2 separate regions of the Homo sapiens genome follow, and region 1 is linked to region 2. A link is an interaction called in ENCODE POLR2A ChIA-PET data of the cell type or tissue named here. Cell type or tissue: CD4-positive, alpha-beta T cell. All regions are shown on one strand.

What was found. ChIA-PET counts read pairs that join two places held together with the same protein. Peaks named below come from ENCODE experiments on the same cell type or tissue, not always from the same donor. Only the 100,000 strongest peaks of a DNase experiment are listed, where the experiment ranks them.
Region 1: POLR2A ChIA-PET joins it to region 2 with 6 read pairs; 2 of 35 experiments call an interaction of 5 or more read pairs at or near these places.

What each region holds. Positions count from the first base shown.
Region 1 is chr6:122,528,224-122,532,223 of GRCh38, forward strand. It overlaps a transcript of PKIB not described here. Among named protein-coding and RNA genes, the nearest start is that of SERINC1, 58 kb to the left of the region's middle. In CD4-positive, alpha-beta T cell, CTCF peaks have their summits at 2,395 and 2,599; a DNase peak (open chromatin) is centred at 2,428; H3K27me3 peaks cover 205 bases.
Region 2 is chr6:122,397,834-122,401,833 of GRCh38, forward strand. It overlaps HSF2 (heat shock transcription factor 2), which reads left to right and starts at 1,819. Exons shown (of 13, transcript NM_004506.4): 1 at 1,819-1,997. The coding sequence starts at 1,905. RefSeq lists silencers at 1,555-1,874, 2,145-2,264 and an enhancer at 2,115-2,614. In CD4-positive, alpha-beta T cell, a CTCF peak has its summit at 1,554 (motif pointing left); a DNase peak (open chromatin) is centred at 1,708; H3K4me3 peaks cover 2,225 bases; H3K27ac peaks cover 965 bases.

The DNA.
Region 1 (4,000 bases), 130 kb after region 2:
CCATTTGCATGGAGTATCTTTTCCTATCTTTTCATTTTCATCTTACATGTGTTCTTAGATGTAAAGTGAGTATCTTTTAGAAAGCAGATAGCTGGGTCCTATGTTTTTTATCCATTCAGTCAATCTCTGTTCTTTGATTGGACAGTGTCTTAGTAAGCTCAGGCTGATAAAACAAAATACCATAGACTGGATGGCTTAAGCAATACAAATTCATTTCTCACAGTTCTGGAGGCTGGGAAGTCAGAGATCAAGGTCCCTGCATGGTTAGGGTCTGATGAAGGCCCTTTTTCTGGCTTGCAGACGGCTGCCATCTTGCTGTATCCTCACATGATAGAGAAAGAAGGAGCTCTAATATTTTCCTCTTCTTATAAGAACGTTAATCTGTGGGCCAAGTGTGGTGGCTCATGCCTATAATCCTAGCACTTTGGGAAGCCAAGGTGGGAGGATCAGTTGAGATCAGGAGTTCAAGATTAGCTTGGGCAACATAGCAAGACCTCGTCTCTACAAAAAATAAAATAACTAGCTGGGCATGGTGGCACATGCTTGTAGTCCTAGCTACTTGGGAGACCAAACTTAGGATTTTGAGGCTGCAGTGAGCCATGGTCATACTGATTGCACTCTAACCTGGGTGACAGAGTAAGACCTTATTTCTTTAAAAAAGAGAAAAGAGAAAAAATGGAAAAAAAGACACAATTCTCATGACCTCATCTAAACCTAATTACCTCAAATGATCACACCGCTAACTACTGTCACATTTGGGACTAGGGCTTCATGTGAATTTTAGGGTAACACAAACATTCTGTGTATAACAGACAGTTGATTCTATTTACATTTAAAGTAATTACTGATGATAAAAGAATTACAATTGCCATTTTGTTAACTGTTGTTTGTATATCTTACAGCTTCTCTGTTTCTCCTTTCTCTCTGCTTTTGTGTTTTGTTGATCTTCTGTAATGATGTGCTTTGATTTACTTCTTATTTCCTTTTGGATATATTACATAGATATTTTCTTTGTGGTTTTCATTGCAATTACGTAAAACATCTTAAGTTATAGCATTTTATTTTAAACAGATAACAAGTACGTTTAACACACACAACAACCCTACTTCTTAACAGTTCCACCTCCCCTACTTTATGTTGTTGAGGTTACAATTTACATTTTCATTTTCATATATTGTATTCTCACTAATATGACTTTATAGCTTTTGAATTTTTGTCATTTAAGTTTTATGCATCAAAATTACAATAATACAAGTCACGATATTTGTCTATAAATTTACCTTTACGAGAGTACCTTATATTTTCACATCGTGTCAAATGGCTGTCTACTATCCTTTTGTTTCAACTTGAAGGGCACCTGTTAGTTAACCTTTCTTGTAGAGCAGGTCGAGTGGTAATGAACTCCCTCACCTTTTGCTTGGTCTGGGAAAATCTTAATTTCTCATTCATTTTTGAAGGATGGGATGTTTTTGCTGGATACAGTATTTATTGATGATAGTTTTGTTTTCCTTTCTACACTTTGAATGAATTATTCTACTTCCTTCTAGCCTGCAAAGTTTCTGCTGAGAAATCCCCTGATAATCTTATGGAAACTCCTTTATATGTGATGAATCTCTTTTTTCCTTTCTGTGTTCAAGATTCTTTGTCTTTGGCTTTAAACAGTTTGATTATAAGATACATCTGTGTTGTTCTCTTGGGATTTACATTGGTTGGAGTTTTTTCAGCTTCTTGAATCCACATGTCCGTTTCTTTCTTCAGATCTGGGCTATTTTCAGCCATTATTTTTTCAAATAAGCTCTCTCCCCCTTCTTTCTCTCCTCTCCTCCTAGTATTCTCATATGTATATATTGGTCCACTTAATAGTGTCCCATAGGCTCTTTTCACTTTTCTTTACTCTTTTTTATGTTTGATTCTCTGATTCAATCATCTCAACTGACTTGTCTTCAAGTTTGCTCATTATTTCATCTTAGTGATAAAGTTTGCTGTTTCATTCTTTAAAATACATTTTTAGTTTAATTGTTGAAATTTTCAGCTCCAGAATTTCTGTGTTTAAAAAAAATAGTTTCCATTGACTTGTCCATATTCTAATTTTGGTCACAGATTGTTTTTGGTTTTGTTTAGTCATTTATCTGTATTCTCTTTTAGCTCATTGAGTATTTTTATGATAGTTATTTTAAATTCATTTTTAGACAGCTCACAGATTTATGTTTCTTTAGGATTAGTTTCTGGAGTTTGTTCCTTTGATTGTGCCATGTTTTTTCTTTGTATGCCTTGTAATTTGTTTGTTTGTTTGCTGGGATTTGGGAATTTGAAAAAACAACCACCCTCTCCCAGTTATGTACTGCCTTCAAGCAGGGAAGACTTTGCCTATGAGCCTAGCTAGAAGTGAAAGAGCTTCAAACCTTTTATGATCTCTGGCTCTCTCTGGTGTTTTTCTGAGGAACTGCAGCCTAACATGCTACTAGCCTCTGTTTTCAGCAGCTTCTAAACTCTCCCAGTCAGGTGAGAAAGAGATCAGTCCCCAAGACAGCTCTCAGATAAACCAGAACATTGGAAACGTGGTCAACTCTCCTGTTTTTGGCAAAAGCCCCAATATGGGAGAGGAGTTCTTTCTAATTGTTCTGCAATATGCCATTTAGTGGGAGACACATGAACAGACACATCAAATGCTGCAAATTTCCTTACTTCTTTCTTTGAAATCCTGTCTTGGTTTTACAATGGCTTACTTAAGTGATGTATCTACTCAATTTGCCTCTGTGGTTCTCACAGGATATTCTGTTATTGTCAACTCAGTGTCTATGAGGGAAGGAGAACTTTTAGCTTTCTAGTCTGCCATCTTGCTGAAATGACCTTAAGAGTGGGTGACTTTAAAATATCATACGTGTATAGGAAAAAGGCTGAACATTGTAAGGGAGCTATACAAAAATTGAATTATTGCCTCTTTAATATCACAAAAGAAAATATGTATGTGAAATTTTTTGAAAACATGGGAATTCTCTGTAAATACAAAATTAGTTTCTGCTGCCCCGTCATGTCCACATGTGCAGATGAACCCTTTAGAGATTGAAAAATATGCTATCACTATTGCTGGATTGTTCTATGACAAGAGAAAAGTTTGGAAGTTCAGGCACACAAAGAGTAACAGAAAGAGGGCATTAACTAGATGATTTCATCATTGTAGTTACCTATAAATCTACTTCATTATACAGGGAAGAAAGCTTCATATATCCTAAACTGATTTATCAAATCCAGACTCAATTTTCCTGTTTTTATCTGAAAACCACTACTTGTGGACACTTGAACTTGTTGGTTCTTTAAATGTTCTTTATCCTTCTGCCTGGGATACAGCATAATTGCTTCAATTTCCTATGCTGCCTTCTCCTGGTTAATTCCTACTCAGCTTTTGAGACCCATCCCAGGTGTCTCCACCTCCTTCCACTCCCCACCTTTCACTTCTGGTAAGGGTTTCCTAACTATGAGCTAGATGCACCTTCTATTTTCCCAGGGATAGCACATTGTTCTCTAATTGTCTATATTCTTATTTCTTTCAAATACTAGACTGTGAATTGCTTAAGGCTGGGAATTTATACCGTTAATCTTTGTGGCTTTAGCACTCAGCATTGTGCTTGGCACAAAGTAGCTTAATAATTGTTGAATGAATGTAGGCAAAAAGACAGATCTGAGTTTAAATCCTGGCTGTTCCACTTGCCAGCTCTATGATGCAATGTTACTTGACTTTTGTGTAGCTCTATGATACAGACTTACCACATTTTCAGTCCTTTAGTTTTCTCATCTCTAAAATTAGCTTGACGCCTCCATAAATGTTTGCTGTGAGGATCAAATGAGAGCTTCAGTGTAGAACATTTATGCAGCCTCATAGATAATAAACAGGCAGTAAATGGTAGCTATAATGTAGCTTGTTATCCTTAAATTGCAGATAACAATTAACTAAGGTGAAATGAGAAAAATAAAGTATCTACATGCTTCCACCTAGTTTAAT
Region 2 (4,000 bases):
TCCTGAGCTGTTGCCCTCCATAGACAGACATGATCATTAGCTTCCTGGTTTTTGCTCATTCTGTTGTCTTCCTTTTAGCTATTCAAATATATTTGTACCTCAAGACCCAACTTAAGGTCCCTATCTGCCATGAAATCCTTCCTTACCACCTTAACCTACTAATCTGTCTTTTTAAACTTATCTAGTACTTATTTTATACAAAACATTTAGCTCTTTTTGTATATATTGAGTGCTGATCACTGTGGTCATATTGTTTCTTGAGTTTGAATATAAGCATCTTGAGCTTTGAAACAGTGTCATCATTGTACAATGGAAAGGGCACATACTTTTGAGCTCAATAAAGCTTGGGTGTAAATACTCTCCCATTTACTTGCTGTGACTGAAGAAATTAATCAACTTTTGAGTCTCAGAATCTTCTCTGGGAAAATGGGATAATAAAACCTAGTTCATTGGGTTGTTGTGAGGATTCAATAATATATGTAAAGCCCTTGGCATATATAAGGGCTCATCAAATATTACTTCCTCTATCACATGCATGCCTCCATATATCTGATTTTGCTTCAGCCAACATCCCAGTGCTGAGCACAAAGGCAGCATTCACTAAATACTTGCTCATTGGAAGAGATATACATATATCTTCCATTAAATGATAGATATATATTTAATGTACTATTTTACATTCACCCAAGAAGTAAACCAATCCTATGTTGAAGTTTTGTATGTTATCTCTGACTTGTTTGTAAGTTTTTGCCTTCACATGCTGACTTTTGTAAAAAAAAAAAGTCGAATTTTGTAGACTTCATATTTTCAAAGCATTTGCACAGCCATTATAGTATTAAAGACACTCTTAGTGGGTAAAAAGATAGATCTTATTCCCAGTCAAGAAATGGAAAAAACTGGCACTGGTGGCTAAGGAATTGTTCTAAATGACAGAACCAGTGTATTTTAATATACAGAAAAATGTCCAAGAGGCTTTATCTAAACTGAGATCTACTGACTCCTTTTCCATTGTTTTTTCCACTATACCAATCTCTTAGGCAAAAAAGACTATATCTGTAAAGTATACGCAGGAAAAACTATTTTAATTAACTAAAATAGTACAAATGAGTCTATTTCTTTTTATTCTGGGTACAGAGTAGGCACTTGATGACTGGATTAAAAACAGCACATGATATATCAATTGCAGTTCCTGGTTTACAGTTTTAAGTAATCGAGAGTGAGTTATTTAAACTGCTCTTTTTGATAAACATATTTTAAAGAGGGCTTTTTCTCCCAATGAAAATGTAAGAACAAGTTTCATTATTTTTAAGACAATTTCAATTTGGGGCCTAGCACATCATGCTTGAGAGCTGGTTTTTTCCTTATGCAAATGGATCCTTTCTCTAAACTGGTGCAAACCACACTTTGCCTGCCAAACTTATGACTCAAAGGCCCTGAAGGGTTTCTGTAGCCTCCCAGCCACAGCCCAGAAACCATAAGCTGTTTCCACGTGAAACATCCAAACACGGTCTCCCAAGCCTAAGTCTGCTACCATCAAGGCTTCTGTATAAAAGGCAAATGAGGAGGCAGCGCCCCCTTCTGCTCCCACCCCCTTCTGCTCCCACCCCCTTCATGTCAGCAGCAGCCAATCGCTTTTCTCTGTCGTGCAGTCGGCTCCTGGGATTGGCCAGGGACGGGACAGGCGCGGAACCACTGCGCGCACAGGCGGAGCGCGGAGACTTGTCCGTCACGTGCGGCCGCCCGGCCTCTCGGCCTTGCCGCGCGCCTGGCGGGGTTGGGGGGGCGGGGACCAAGATCTGCTGCGCCTGCGTTGTGGGCGTTCTCGGGGAGCTGCTGCCGTAGCTGCCGCCGCCGCTACCACCGCGTTCGGGTGTAGAATTTGGAATCCCTGCGCCGCGTTAACAATGAAGCAGAGTTCGAACGTGCCGGCTTTCCTCAGCAAGCTGTGGACGCTTGTGGAGGAAACCCACACTAACGAGTTCATCACCTGGAGCCAGGTACGGTCAGGCCACGGCGGCCTCTGAACCCCCTGAATAACCGCCTCCTCACTCGCTCTCCTGCGGGGTGGTCTCTCGCGGCCTTGCGGCTCGACGCTGTCTGCGAGGCCCGCGGTGCGGGGCCTTGGCGTTCAGCCTCGCGGGGGACCCCCTGTATTGTTCGCTCGGGGAGCCGCGGGGGCCCGGCCGGCAGCGCCGCTCTCCTCAGGCCGCGGTGGGGGAGGGGCGGCCCGCGCGGGGCGTAGCGGCCCAGGCAGCCCCTTAACGGTCCGGTCCGCGTTCGGAACCGGCCCGGCGTCGCGAGGGGAATCGGCGAGCCGAGGGCGCGGGAGCCTCTTTACTGCACACTCATCCTCCGTCCTCCCGCCCGGCTCAGGGGTTACAAATCGCGGAGGGGACAGGGAGCCCAGGGCCAGGATCATCAACGTGGGGCTTTATAGGAGGCGATCTTTACCTCAGCGACCGATCACCCCCAGTTCCCCCAACATTGCTTTGCATCTGGCATCTTTATGTGGAGAGCAGTCAGGGCAATAGACATACGTTCAAACGCAGGTTACTGCTTATCAGTTGGTTTTAAAAATATATAGAAATTAACAAATTATTCTTTTGAGATTCTGTGCTATTTGTATAATGGGATTATTAGGATTGTTTTAATAAAGTACTAATAGGTGGTAACTTAGTAGTTACTAAATTTCGCTGAACAGTTACCAGCAGAGGGGCATATCGATGTGTTGATTATTGGTTTGATCTCAACTCTGCTTCTAAACAAGCATGACCTTAGTCCAGCCCTTTATCTTGTCTGGCCTAAGTTAAATCTTTCATAAGATGGATGGGTTGCCTAGGTGACCCAAGACCTATATCAGTCCCAAATACAAGATTTTAGGCAGAATGATTATTTACATCCACAGTGCATGTGCATTAGAATACACTCCTAGGCTGTTGGAATCATTTTTATGAAGGAAAGTGGTTAACTCTTATTGTAGATGATCACCTATTGAGGCATATTTTCATATGTGTAGTTCTTGAGAAGAATAAGTGAAAACTACCTGCATAGTGCCTGGCACCTGTTAAGTGCTGAGTAAATGTTATCTCCCGTCCTCCTTTCTTTCCTGTTCTCCTATTATAGGAACTCTTAGTTTTATTTACTTTTGTCTTAACAGGGAGTGAGCACCATATTAAGACCCTGAAGTTTTGACTTCTGTAATACCATAGTTTGCCTTGTGTTATTATTTGTTCTTTTTTCCGACTTCCTTCTAGGATTTAATTTTTGTGTGTTCTTTATGAGCAACTGAGTTATCCTTTTAGCCCCACTCCCTGCTTGGAGTTGAGTAGGGGGGCGTGAGTGTTTCTATTAAGCATTTAATGAATTCTGTACAATTGTACAAAGCTAGGTGAAAATAAGAAAGCCAGCCACTAGCATGTACTTAAAATAAACACATGTCTCATGCTTTTCATCAGTTAGAAGGATTAAAAGTTGACAAGAAGGATCAGTACAGACTGTTACTCAGACACGTATTCGTGTTAGAGATTGGACTGAGATTCTCTCCCCACGAAAGCTGACTTTATCATACCTTTTTGTCTTTTATGGGCCAGAAATAGGGGCTATATATATTGGCAGTTGCTTTTAATCAGAGTATCATGTCAGTGGTAGGCCTATTAAATTCTGATTAGCAACAGTGTTTTAATAACATTCTTATTTTCTGAGTACTGTCAAATGTGGAGAGTTTCGTACTGATCCGTAAATGCATCATTCTATGAGTTCTAAGCCAAATAAACAAGCCACTTAACCATTTTTTAATCCCATTATTAACTTTAAGCTTATGTGTTAACCAATTTTCTAATATGCCAGTGGGACAATCAAAATGTAAGCTCAGTGAGATCACTGTGCCAGAGACACACTAGGTGTTTAATAATTGTTTGATGAATAAATGAGATCCCTCGAAAATGTAATGGAGTGGTAGGAATGATGAAGATAAAATTATATTTGAAATGACTCTTAGAGA